2 separate regions of the Homo sapiens genome follow, and region 2 is linked to region 1. The links are chromatin contacts, found by Hi-C in ENCODE. All regions are on one chromosome and are shown on one strand. Each heading gives the region's core, a stretch centred on a gene start or an enhancer-like site at or near the end of the contact. The rest is flanking DNA. Distances are from core to core; before and after follow the strand shown. Region 1 holds the start of ARRDC4 (arrestin domain containing 4). Region 2 holds the start of ADAMTS17 (ADAM metallopeptidase with thrombospondin type 1 motif 17).

Region 1 (6,974 bases), core at 2,046-4,545:
TTAAATTCAGTGGCAGGGCGGGTCCCAGTGGCTGACGTGTGCTCAGGAAGGTAGCAGCAGAGCAGGGACCAGGGAAGCATCTCGACCTGACAGCTGTGGAGTGAAAGGCTCAAGGCAATCCCAGTGCTCCTAAAAGAGCTGGGCTAAAGTTCTAATTTGAAATTACTAGATTACAGAACATGACGAAGTATTTACAAATGTTTTGAAATGTGTATTTCATTTGAGTTTAAAATGTGTAGTGCTTAGATTTCAGGCACCGCAGATAATCCTCAAAGAGACCGGGGGAGGAAAGGAGATTACATGCTTGTACACAAGCAATGACCATGGAGTGCTAGAACCTAGAGCACCCACATAGGAACATGGGTGGGCCCGACATCTTCAGGACCTGAGGGCTGGAATGGAGACAGATAGGAAGGGAAATTTAGATAAGGGAATAGCATGAGGAAGAGCATGGCAGGCATTTGTGGGGAACACAGTTGCCCAGGATACTGAAGAGAATGAGAGACATGAAGTTCCCCTTTCATTAAGCAACAAATCGACATCGGATCTATATCATTTAAAATGAGACTTTCAACTATCTCAAAACATAAACAGGAAAAAGAAATGGAAAAACTGATAAAAATGGGTTATAATATTTGGAATTCAATCTTTGTTTTCTTTTCCTCTTTCTCAAGTTTTGTTTTTAATGTAAAAGGTTCACAAGCTGAACCATGTGCCCATTTCTGCTTCTGCACCAACCGCTCATTATTTCTGTCTTGTATACTGAGCACTACAAAGTCACAGGAAGATGTTTCAATCACTAATGGCCTTACAGCCAAAGCTCATAATTAAAGGTTTTGATGAGCCGTGGGATGCAGAAGACCATTACAGAGGCAGAGACTGGGGCTCAGGAAGGGTGAGGGACTTGCATAAGGTCACACTGCTGGTGGGTGACCAAGAACTGAGACCAACTCTCTGATTCTGGCTTGTTTTCTACTACAGTTTCTCAATAAAAATATGAAGAAAATCAATCACAATGACAGCAAGTAGTTGAATTAGATTAAGGATGTCAAAGAATTATCTGGAGAGCATTTGTGAAAACAGATCCCAGTGCTACATAATATGGATTTCTAAAAATCTCCTTAGGTGATTGAAACACAGCCAGGTTTTGTAATTAAATTACCCCCAGAATCTAGACTGTGTAAAGATGCTAAGTTCTTCCAAGCTATAGATATTAGGGGTGACTTATTTTTTTTCCCCAACTAAAAGAGACTATGATTTTAAGCAAAATGTAATTGTGCCAATATGTGCTATGATACATTCTAAAACAAGTTTAAGATTTTCAAATTGTCTAGTTTTTACATTCTGTTCCACATGTGTATATATGTGTGTGTGTGACGAATAAACATCTGACTTGTGAATTAAAAAAAATGTTAGCCCAGATTTTACCAAAGCAGTTTTTTATTGCTAATCCCAGGTTCAACTGCTTTTAATTTTACATCTATTGACTCAGCAGTTATAGGCCCAGAGATACAGTCCAAAGTCCTGGACAAAAATCAATGTATGTCTCACTCCCAAGGTCCTTGACTCCATTCGGCCATCTTGCAAATTGTATTGTCTGCTTCCACTGGGGCCTGGGTTGATCCTGGAAGCCATACTGAGGAAAGTGCATGAAGGAGTAAGAACTATCACTAACACACTGTTCCCATTGATCCAAAAGGCAGTTTTGGTTCCAAATATAGTTTTCCTCACTACAATTTTGGGATGACTCAGATGATCACTTACCTCGAGGAGTTCACTGTGTCCACAGTAGGATAGGGCAAAACCACATATTCTATTATATTTTGTATAAGACATAGCACATAGATATAATGCGTTTACTCTTCAAGGAGAGGAGGTGCATACCATTGTTTTATTTGATAGATAAAAGCTCATGGCAAAAACGTAAAAGTTTAAACTAGTTTCCATCCATGAAATGAGTAAGACTCATGGTTCTTAGTATTTTCGTGACTAAAGGGATCCAATTTTGGTATCTAATATTAATGAAACGCTCATGTAGTGTGTCCCCACATGGGTACTTCTGGAAAAGTCTACACTGTGAACTGGACTTCACCAAAGTGAGCAGGAAGGGAAATCCCGACACGCCCTGATGCTCTTGTCTCTAAAGGCATTTTGAGTGGAGAGAAGTGGGGGAGAGGGGAAGAAGCGGGTAGGAGGGGAGGAGGAGGATGGGGAGGAAGAGGATGCGGAGGAAACAGCAGCAGTATCAGGTAGAGGTACAACTCTTACTAAGTTGCCCTGCTCCCCAGAAGAGGGAAACCAAGCATGATGATCAAGTCTGGAAAACACTTCCTTTGAACTCCTACCCCTCAGAAACTACTTCCCTATTCCCCAAACCAAATTTCTGCTAATTCATCATGAACCAAGAACGTATGCAGGATAGGGAGGAGTGGAGGCCATAGGACACGGGCACCGCAGAATGGAACCTCATAGCCGCCGGTTCCACCGTCCCTTTCTTGGACCAGAAGGAACAGGACCTAGATTTCTGGATCCCCCATTGTCCAATCACAGGTTCCCACCGCACCCAATGGCCCCCTCCCGTCGCGGTCCTAGAAAATCCCGAGCCACTGGTCCCGGTCAGGCCCGGCGGGCCAGGGGCGGGGCGCCAGGAAGAGCTGCGCACCCAGGACTTGCGGTCTCTCCTTACCCGCGAGGGTAGGCCGGACCCCACCCCCGGAAGCCCGCCCTGATCTCACCTGCCAGGTGGGCATCCCGAGGGTGCGCGGCCTCCCAGCCCCTCCCCGGCCCCGCAGCCTGGCGGGGGAACCCCAGGCGCTCGCCTGCGCTTACCGGCCGGGGGCTCCCGCAGGCTGAGGCGCACGTTCAGGTACTCCACCTCCGAGAAGACAGCCAGGGCCGCGGTGCTGGCCGAGGCGCGGGGGCAGGTGCTCGGGCCCCAGGCGGCGGTGGCGCGCCCCTGGGCCTCCAGGCGCAGCGCGCGCAGGGCCACCGGCTCGGACGCCTCCAGCAGCACGTGCCCGGCCACTGTCTCGCCGCTGGAATAGCAGCCCTTGCGCTCGTCCTCGAACACCAGACCCAGGCTCTTCACGCGGCCCTCGGCACCCACGGCCGCCGCGCACCCAGCCTCCCCGCCCATCCCGCCGGGCGACTCTTTCCTGCCCCTGAGGTCGGCAGAGGCCCGGAGCCGGGGTCGCGAGCACAGCGGCGCCGCTGTCACAGGCGCTCGCGGCAGGGTAAGGCCGCCGCGGCAGCCGTGCGGTACCCGATGGGGCACCGGCTCGCCGAGAGGCCTGTCGCTTTAACAAACCCAGTTGGGCCTGGAAAAGGGCCGGGACAGCCCACCCCCGGCGGGCGGCCATTGGTCAGCTGCGAGCCCTGCTTCTTGCTGATTTGTTGTAGATGGTCACTGAGTCATTTCATTGGCGCTCCCACGCGTGGGTGGGCGCAGGAAGGCCGTGCGTGATCAGGGAGTGTTGGCCAATCGGGAGGCTCCGGCGTGCACGTGCACAGGCCGTTTACTGGCTGAGGCCAGGCACAGTCCTGGAGCCCTGGCCAATAGTGAGGCGGTGCGCCCATGTGGACAGACAGTGGGAAACAGTATCTGTCAGGGAGGGGGCGGAACAGGGTTATCTCCGGCTCTCAGCGTGTCAGCCGTTCCCATAGTTACGAACGGGGGCGGGGTTTCTAGCAGCGTAAGGACTTTGCAGGAGCCACTGGGTTCTCGCTAAAGCATGAAGTTGTGGCTGTAACTGGCTTGTGTTTATGATTACATCTGCAATACTCGAGGGGAAATAGATGCTCTGGGAAACGGAACTCGGCAATATTTCCTTTTGAGATCTTGGGGGCCGGCCGCATCGGGACTTTAATGAATGACTTGGAATCTTCTAACCTCCAGGTTTTTGATCACCGCCTCTCCCAGGTTTCAGAATTCCCAGCCCATGTAAGAGCCATAGATAAGAAAAATGAGGGTTGTGGTTTTAAACCTGATACATCCCCTAAGGAGTTCTCCTCCTAAGCTCCGCAGTGTCGCTGTTAGGAATAGCTGGAACTCTGATTCTTCCTGCTGTAAATAAGATCATGAATCACATTGTTTTTGAACAACATCTGTCACTCAAGTTTCTGCCCCACCCGAAAGTTTCCTGACATCATTGTCATATCCACAGAAATTTCCAATTGCCTTGATGACTTGTTCCTCACGCCCAAGTTTCCTCCGGCTTGTCCTGCTACATTTTCCTTTTCAACCTTCCATTTTTTCTCTGTTCTGTTTTTTACCATCTTGCATAGCTGTCATTAGCTGGTCATCATTTTCTTAACTTTTAAGTTGTCCCCTTATCGACATGCCACGTTTGTGAGCTGTTATGTATTGATTAATCTCACAATGAAATTTAGCAATTTTCCTAAAAAAAAAACCTCAAAGTAAAGGTTGCTCTACTACCCTCGTTGAGTTTAGATTATTAATGTGGAGATTTAGTAAAGTTTTATAAGTTCAAAATTTCCTTATTACCTCTCAGAGAAAGTGGAAAAGTCACAAATTAGGCTCTGTGTAAAGTTCAGAAATAGTTGCTATTCTCTGACCATTTCGTCTAGAATAGCTCCCTACATGATCTTACTCTGCCTACTTTTTTTTTTATATAACACAACGTGACCTTACGTGTTTATCTATGTATTATCCATCCCACTCATTTGAAACACAGAACTTGTTCTCATTCGTTTTTTGACCTCTAGGGCCTAACACAGATCTTAGCATACAGTAAGTGCTCAATAAATGTTGAGTGATTGAATGATGTATCCTAACCGTGTAGTAGTATTGGCTCTGCAATACATGAATAGTGTTCTGCCTCTTACTCTACTAAACTTTCACTGTCTCCAGGCAATGGTTCCCTCCAAATTAAGTGGCTGGGAGAGGGAGAAAAGGACAATGGTCCTAACGGTAATGAAAGGACAAAATGGCAGGTTTTGCATTCTGTACTGGGAAAGACCAGACTCTCTGTTTTCATTTCAGTTAAGAACAGTTTTGGCCAGCCAGGCATGGTGGCTCACACCTGTAATACCAGCATTTCGGGAGGCCGAGGCGGGCAGATCACAAGGTCAAGAGATCGAGACCATCCTGGCCAACATGGTGAAACCCCGTTTCTACTAAAAATACAAAAATTAGCTGGGTGTGGTGGCTCGCACCTGTAGTCGCAACTACTCGGGAGGCTGAGGCAGGAGAATCTCTTGAACCCGGGAGGCGGAGGTTTTCAGTGAGCCGAGATTGTGCCACTGCACTCCAGCCTGGGTAAGAGAGCGAGACTCCATCTCAAAACAACAACAACAAACAATAGTTTTGGCTACAGGTAACAACAGACTGTGTGACCAACACACATTCTGCCTTTAAAAATATTTCTTGTTTACTAGACGAAAAGGTCAGTAGTAGAGTATGGGCCCTTCAGATTGATTCATCAGAATCCTTTTATCTTTCTCTTTGACATACTCTGCTCCCTTCATCGTAGTAGGGATTACCACAGCTCTAAGTGTCTCCTTGTCTTCCTTACACCACAGAGTTCAACACATAAAGCAAGGGAGGGTCTGCAAGCAAACAAAAATTCTCTTTTCTCTCAGAAAGAAGATATATTTATATCCCAGATGCCCCCAACAGACTTCTTACATGTCATTGGCCAAAACTGAGTCATATGTACACCTATAGATTATTGACTGGCAAAAATAAGTAGGATTTTTACAATTCACTTAGACCAGTCATTCTTCTCTGGGTGCTGGACACAATCAGAGCTCTGTTAACAAGGAAGAGGGGCAAATGGCTGTTGAGCAGTCAACATTGTAGAGCCATTTGAGTGGCTTAAGTGGGTCTGGCCAAATTTGCTATAGCGTAGAGCTGCCCCAGCCAGACATAAAGAGGATATTTAAATAAAAAATATTCTATAACTAGAGAGAAGTTAATTTATATGGTGACTCAACTCATTCACAGATAAAATTCCATTTTTGTTGTGTATACATTACAATGAATATTCGAGTTCAGCTACTATTAATATAGCAGCATATGACAGTTTAAAAAATCCAATCTGACAATGTCTTTTAATTGGCATGTTTACCATCTGCATGTAATGTGATCTTTAACAACGTAACAACGTTGGTGCTATAACTTGCATCCCCAAAATTCAGATGCTGGAATCCTAACGCCCAAGATGATGGTATTAGGAGGTAGGGGCTTTGGGGAGGTGATTAGGCCGTGAATGCCAGGGCCCTCATGAGTGGGACTAGTGCCCTTACAAAAGAGTCCCGAGAGAGAACTCTCGCTCCTTCCACCGTGTGAGGATGTAGAAGGCACCATCTATGAAGACGCAGGCTGCTATGGCTTAGATATGGTTCGTCCACACCAAAACTCATATTGAGATTTGATGCCCAATGTGGCAGTGTTGGGAGGTGGAACCTAGTGGAAGGTGTTTGGGTCATTGGAGTTGATCCCTCATGAATAGCTTAACACCCTCTGGCAAGAGTGAGTGAGTTCTTGCTCTCATGGGACTGGATTGGTTCTCACTCGAGCAGGTTGGTAAAAAGAGTGTCGTCCATTTCTCTCTCTTGCTTCTTCTCTCCCCATGTGATCTCTTTGTGCACGTCTGCTCCCCTTCTGCTTTTTGTGGTGAGTGGAAGTGGCCTGAATTCCTTACCACATGCAGCTGCCCAATCTTAAACTTTTTGGCCACCAGAATCATGAGTTACATTAACCTCTTTTTTTTTTTTTTTTTGATATATTACCTAGCCTCAGGTATTCTGTTTCTTTAGCAACACTAAATAGACTAAGAGCCTGGGCATGGTGGCTCATGCCTATAATCTCAGCACACTGGGAGGCCAAGGTAGGCAGAAAGCTTGAGATTAGGAGTTGGAGACCAGCATGGGCAATATGACAAAACCCTGTCTCTATAAAAGATATAAAAATTAGCTGGGCATGGTGGCATGTGCCTGTAGTCCCAGCCACT
Region 2 (6,974 bases), core at 1,260-3,759, 2.4 Mb before region 1:
AACCTTAACAAAGTTTGGCTTGTATTATTCCAGACTTTCCTCTTGGATTTTATGTACACTTATCTGAATCCATGCAGATCATGTCATGTGTGTCTGTGTGTTTATACACATTTTTTTTTCGGTGTGCCTCATTCTGCAACTTGATTTTTTAAAAAATTCGATAACTGATCTTGGAGATCTGTCCATGTTGTTACATATATGAGATTTTTGTATTTCCTTTAATTAATGGTGTTCAAGTAGCCGTTTATGTAACGATGAACATTCAGGTTTTTGCAATTTTTTGCTCTTAATAAGGTGCCCTGGTGAACAAACATTCTTGTACATGTGCCAGAGTTTCTCTGGAGTAATTAACCAGCGTGGAATTACAGAGTTGTAGAATGTGTGCATTTTTAGTTTTATTAAAACTAAAAAGTAAAACTTTAATTTTACAGTTTGCCCAATTGTTCCTCAGAGTGGCTGTGCCAATTTATACTCTCCACCCCTAGGTAGGAGAGTGTCCTCTCTAATTCTTGATTTTTCTAAGCTCTTTAATTTTGGTTAGTTGGGAGATAAAATAGTATCTTTCTGTTTTAGTTTTCATGTCCCTATGGACTAATTTTAGCATTTGAGCATCTTGGATAGGTTCTTGATAGGTTGGTGATGGCTACTTCAGGCTGACTTGCGCTTGTGAGGTGGTGTGGCCCATACTCCATGGTTTTCAGTGGCAGGCCTTAGAAATGGCTCTTTTTGACAAAAAGATTCACTAAGAAACTTACTGTGATATCTTTAAAAAAATTAATATTTTGTGAGTACGTAGTAGGTGTATATGTTTACAAAATGTATATACATGAAATTTTTTGATATGGCCATACAATGAGTAATAATCCCATCAGGGTAAATGAGGTGTCCATCACCTCAATCACCAAGGTTTCTTGTGCTGCCAGAAAATGCTACTGAGCTGTCAGTCATCTGAGGTTGTTGACCTGGACAGAGGCAAGGGGGAGAAACACAGCCCCAGGCCTGGCCAAGAGCAGGACCTGTGCAGATGCCCCCAGAACTGTAGGTGCCAAGCAGTGAGGGCAGCCCCTTTTGTGGCAAGCCTCTGTGGAGGGTCACTGTTCAGCCTTGGGGTTCATTATATTTCGGGGAAGGTGGCCAGTGTTATAGATTCCTTCAGATGATATGTAATCCTGTGATGAATTTAGATTCCGAGGCTTCAAGCAGCATCCAGCGGGGAACTATAACCTTTCTGCTATGATAAAATGGAAAAGAGCAGGACAGGGAAGGGACGGGAAACCTGAGATTGGTTATGGTTACACTTAATTGTTTTTTTTGTTTTGTTTGGTTTTGTTTTGTTTTTTTGAGATGGAGTCTTGCTCTGTTGCCCAGGCTGGAGTGCAGTGGCACAATCTCGGCTCACTGCAACCTCCACCCCCCGGGTTCAAGCGATTCTTCTGCCTTAGCCTCCCGAGTAGCTGGGACTACAGGTGTGCGCCATCACGCCTGGCTAATTTTTGTATTTTTAGTAGAGACAGGGTTTCACCATATTGGCCAGGCTAGTCTGGAACCCCTGACTTCGTGACCCGCCCGCCTTGGCCTCCCAAAGTGCTGGGATTACAGGCATGAGCCTCTACAAGATGCTATTCAGCAAGCTAATGGAGTCACCTTCCCTGCAGACCTCAGTTATATTGTGGCAGGAAAGGATCAACTCATTCTGTTTCTGGGAGACTCACGTTCAAGGCTAGGCTTTGGGACTTTGTGCCTCCGTTTCCTAACCTGTAACACTGAGTCCTGCTTCCCTCGGGGCGGGGGGATCCTGCTGTTAATAAGAAGCACCAAGCCAGAAATCAGGATCACAAATTCTAGCCTCTGCTCCAACAGGAACTCTCTGGGTAACTTCAGCGTTTTTCCTTAAGCTCTCTCTCTTCCTCAGTTTTTCAGTCTGTAAGAGGGTGTGAGCATGCGTGTTGCACTGGCTCCTGTGGGATTAAAGAAGACAGGAGGTGTGAAGAGTTTGGATAAACGCCGCGGATATAGCCTTCAGGTGCTAACTCAGGTGTGCGGGAAAGTGGACTGGGAGTCTTTGCGGCCACAAACAACTAAAACCTAACTTCAGATGTAAAGATTATATGCAGTTTTGGATGAAACCGCTTGGCCGGGGCGATTTCCGCCCTACCTTCCCGGGAAACTGGGCAGCAGGCTGAGAGAGTTCCAAAATGAGGACAAGCTCTGAAGACCAGCCCCGCATCCTCCAGCTCTTCCAGGGTCCCACGGCTCCGGTCGGCTCCCGCGCGCCACCTGGTGCCGTGTCCCCGCCACTGCCCAGAAACCACGTGTAAGAAAGCGCTGACAACCTAACTACGCACTGTGGTTTCGACCCATCCCAACCAGTAGGGAAGGAGGAGGCGGGGCGGAGGAAAGCGAGGGCCCAATCCCCTCCCGCCTTCCGAGGGGAAGGCGGGGCTTGGGGTTTACCACGTTGGGTTTGTCCGCAGCGCTAATTACTTTTTCCAAAGGCTGGAGGGCTTCACTCCGGCTGGCGCCGCCGCCTAGCGCGCTCCTGCTTCGCCGCCACGGTCCGGGGGGGCTGCCGGTCCCGGGTACCATGTGTGACGGCGCCCTGCTGCCTCCGCTCGTCCTGCCCGTGCTGCTGCTGCTGGTTTGGGGACTGGACCCGGGCACAGGTAGCGCCCCCTCCCACAGCCCTCTTCACCCCGCGTCCTGCGGCTACCTTCCCTCTGCGTTCTCGCGGCGTCCTGGCGGCCCGGGGGCGGCGGCGGGACCGCTGACGGCGCCCGAGCGGAGGAGGCGCGGGCCGCGGCCGGAGTACGGGAATCGGGTGGCTCCGTGGCAGGCGCGCCGCCGCCGGGTCTCCGCTCGCCGATGCGCGGCGCCGTTCCGGGAGGTGCTCGCGCGGCTGCGCCGGAGACCCTCCCCGGGTGGCGCGGGCCAGCGTGGAGGTGCCGGGCGAGGGAAGGGAAGGCAGCGCCGGCTCCGGGTCGCGCTGTCCCCGCGCTGGCGCGGCTGGCGGCCAGCGGGAGGGCGGGCGTCCGGGCGGGCCCCGCCGCGCTGACGCGTCTCCTCTCTCCCCGCAGCTGTCGGCGACGCGGCGGCCGACGTGGAGGTGGTGCTCCCGTGGCGGGTGCGCCCCGACGACGTGCACCTGCCGCCGCTGCCCGCAGCCCCCGGGCCCCGACGGCGGCGACGCCCCCGCACGCCCCCAGCCGCCCCGCGCGCCCGGCCCGGAGAGCGCGCCCTGCTGCTGCACCTGCCGGCCTTCGGGCGCGACCTGTACCTTCAGCTGCGCCGCGACCTGCGCTTCCTGTCCCGAGGCTTCGAGGTGGAGGAGGCGGGCGCGGCCCGGCGCCGCGGCCGCCCCGCCGAGCTGTGCTTCTACTCGGGCCGTGTGCTCGGCCACCCCGGCTCCCTCGTCTCGCTCAGCGCCTGCGGCGCCGCCGGCGGCCTGGTACTGCCCGCGCCACCTCCGGGTCGGCCCGTCCGGTCTGTTGCGACGCAGAGTGGTCGCCGTGGAGGGTGGGGGTGGGGCGCCTCTGCTGGAAGTCCAGCCTCCAGGGGAACCGGAGGGAACCCCCTGCCTTTCCACCTCTCCCCATCCCCCACCCCGGCCTTCGGTACCCTCTATAGGCAAAGGGGGTGGGAGGGGCAGCATCCCAGTCCAGCGCCTCTGCAGCCCGTGGAACCCGCGCGGAGCTGGGGTTGCGTGGGGTATACGCCGCCCGCTCTAGGGAGCGCAGATCTGGCAGGGATGAAACTGTCAGGGCCCTGGACAGAGGCGCCTTGGCCCCAATGTAGAGAACACTGCATCTGCACCGCCGTGTCAAAGTGTATGTCACGGGAGTACCTGTGTACGTGTAGGTGTTATGTTCTTGGACTTGGAGGTGGGGGAGTGGGCATTCACCTCCCTTCCTTTTGAGTCTTCTCTCTGTACCTGGAACAGGAAGTTTGGAGAGGTACCCAGACAGGCCACGGCTCACCCCACTCTTCCTAGCTGAAACGTAAGAAACAGGAGAGAAAGGGTGTTTGTCTTTGCTTCCTTATACTATTAGTAGGCATTTATCTGGTGCCCACCCCCAACCAGGCCTGAGGGGTGTTTACATTGGTGATAAACCCTATTCCTGCCCCCAGGAGCTCCCTTGCTGTGGCAGTAACTTCCCTGCCCCGAAGTTCCTGGCCTGTTGCATTTGAGGCACCCGGAACAGGTGCTCCCAGGGGGAGGGGGGGTTCTTGTGTGCACTTGCCCTGCCTGCGCGCACACTTGATCATGTGGCTACACTGGCGCCCAGACGAGCACTCAGCTTCTCCATCGTGCCCCGAAAGCCGCACACATGGCCGGCAGATGGGCTGCCCCCAGCGAAGCTTGGTATGGACCCAGAGCATGAACCGCAGGGGTTCTCTGTCTTCTGTCATGACTGGCCTCTGGGGAGGCAGTTTCTGATATTAGTTTGTGTCTGTCCTTCCCAGGCACAAGAAACTGCTCCCCACACCTCCACCTTTTCTTGTGCCACCATCTAGAATTCTCCAGCCCTTACTCACAGAGTCTGTGGCGAGTCCTCGAGAATCTACGAAGCTAGAAGGCTGGGGGTGCAAGGTCTTATGTGAGACCTCTCTTTCTTCCCAGTCCTGCGGGTATCTCTGTGTGTAGTTTCCTAGATCAGTCTGGCTCTCCTTTCAGGAATTTTCTGAGTTCTGATTAGGGTATGATAGACTTTTGCTCAGCTGGGAAAAATAGGCAACTTTGGTGAAACAAGGAAAGTGATATAGACCCTTGGAGGGGGCCTGGTAGGAAGGAGCTAATGTGGACCTGGGGCGGGGAATGTGGACCTGGGGCGGGGAATGTGGACCTGGGGCGGGGAATGTGGACCTGGGGCGGGGAATGTGGACCTGGGGCGGGGAATGTGGACCTGGGGCGGGGAATGTGGGTTGTAGGCAAGGAGGCTTAAGTAGGAGTGAGAAAGGCTCAGATCACTGTAGGGCTCGGGTCAAGGCTGTATCATGTTCTGGGAGGGACTGGAAGGGCCACATCATTTTTCCTGTTTTTGCCAAAGTGTTTAAAGTCTAAGTCACATCATTGTACTGTACATGGAAACATCTGAATCCCATTTGCTGCGGTTTAGTGAGTTTCTGTAGAGGTCAGAGTTTATACTTCTTGGTGTAAAGTTTCCAGCAAGGAGCTATCTGTGAAGGCGCCGAGGTGGAAAGCTGGATAACATTGATTTAAAATCCTTGCAGAATGAGGGCTGGGCCCTGTCATAGATGGCATCTCAGCCAGCTTCTCGGCAAGACTGTCCTTCCCTTTAGCACCATGTGAGGGTGCTGTGCTTTAGATAAAGGAACCTGGCCAACAGGCTGAGTTCAGTGTGTGCCAGTGGCGGTTGTACCTCTAAGACTTCAGCTTTTAAATTCCTGCCGGAGCAGACACTTCTGTTGTTTAGTCTGCCTTGTTCATCCCGTTCGTGTGAGCTGGACATTGGACACTTCCCCCTCTGTACGTACTGAAGGCCGGAGGGAAGAGACAGTGGGGTGACTTGGAGGTGGACCCTTTGTTTGCAAGGTGGTCCTGAAAGCGTAAAGAAAAGAAAGCAACAGGAATTTGGGCTAACCAAGTTTGCATTGCAGACTAGCTTTGACTTTGGTTCTCAGTTCAGGTGGCTGATGATGTTGTGTTAGTCCCTCTTGACTGTGGTACTGTGGTAGAAGCTCTGTGAGTGGAGATGTGGAGTTGTGTGTGTGTGTATTTGCTACGACAGGCTCGGCTATAAGGTGTGGGAAGGGAGGCTATAAGTAGATGATTTTTGGTGGCCATGGAGGAGGGGCATTTCGAAGTGTCCTTGTATCTAAAAATGAGCAAGAGTCGGGCAAACTTCTTCTCTTAAGGACCAGAAAATAAATAGTTTAGGCTTTGGGGGCCACATAGCCTTTGTTGCAGCTGCTCAAAGCTGCCCTTTCAGTGTGAAAGCAGCTACAGCTACGGATGGCATACGAGCGAATGGATGTGGCCACGTTCAACAAAACTTCGTTCCGGATGTTGAGTATCATGTTAATTGCTGGTAAGTCCCACTGTATTGAACATCTCCTAAAGGGCTCAGTAGAGAGTGTTGAGTGCCTGGGCTGGGGGCACACACGTTCTATTCCATGTTGCATGGAATCTGTGCTGTTTGTCTCCAGAGATGTTTGCTGTCTGTTTAAAGGAGACGAATTATTAGAATAGATCATTCCGTAGCTGTTTAGGGGCCATGGAGAGTAAAGCACCTGTTCCATTTTTGCTCCTTTTCCTTTTGACAGCAGATAGAGGCATGGGCCTGCCGCATTCCTTTCTTGGTGTCTTATCCTGAAAAGCTGGGCCAGCTGCGCCTTTTGGATCTTCAAAGGCCATAGACTTAAGTATTAATTGTTTTCTGTTTATGCTTCTTCATTGTATTTACATTTCCAAGAGTCTTTAGAGCATGGGTTTTTTGGAAGTGTTTCTATGAGCATATCATTTCAAAGCATGAACTTCAGGTGTCTGAGGAAGGCCTTTACACTCTTCGTGAATTTATGTAAGTTCGGATCAGCTGCCTCTGTGATCAGGACTGGATCGTGGAAGGCCAGTGGAATTGGAATCAGGCTGAACTTCATAGGTAGACAGGATAGCGGAGAGGGCACTTCAAGAACAGCATGAGCGTCAGGCTCTGAAAAGAATCTTTGCAGCTTGTCTGAAGTGAGTGGCTGGAGGACTTGTTTTAGGAAGAGTGAACGAGAGGAGGGGAGGGCTGGAGGCCCCCTGCTGTCGGGTTTGGTCTGCCAAGCAGTGGCCATCCTTTCTTGGATGATACTCACAAAGCTTGGGAAGGCCACCCACTGGAATGTGTCCACCCCTTCTTGGAAAAAGCTGTGGCCTGCCAGGGGCACACTGTGAGATGGTGGGACCAGACAGACCACCAAGGAGCTCTGGGCTGCAAAACATTAAGCCATAACCGCGTTCCAGGTCACCTTGA

The links. A loop is a pair of places that touch in the nucleus more often than their neighbours do. Pooled maps may share reads with other maps.
Region 2: a map of CD8-positive, alpha-beta T cell shows a loop between it and region 1 (10-fold over the local background). The contact joins the promoter of ADAMTS17 here to the promoter of ARRDC4 in region 1. A Hi-C loop is called at or near these places in 4 of 168 maps with a recorded cell type or tissue (CD8-positive, alpha-beta T cell and naive thymus-derived CD4-positive, alpha-beta T cell) and 13 of 50 pooled maps.

Annotation. Positions count from the first base shown.
Region 1 is chr15:97,957,024-97,963,997 of GRCh38, reverse strand. ARRDC4 (arrestin domain containing 4) reads right to left here and starts at 3,295. Exons shown (of 8, transcript NM_183376.3): 1 at 2,830-3,295. The coding sequence starts at 3,136.
Region 2 is chr15:100,337,510-100,344,483 of GRCh38, reverse strand. ADAMTS17 (ADAM metallopeptidase with thrombospondin type 1 motif 17) reads left to right here and starts at 2,509. Exons shown (of 22, transcript NM_139057.4): 1 at 2,509-2,663; 2 at 3,075-3,445. The coding sequence starts at 2,585. SPATA41 (spermatogenesis associated 41) reads left to right here. Exons shown (of 2, transcript NR_028139.1): 2 at 1-27. RefSeq lists an enhancer at 3,657-4,175.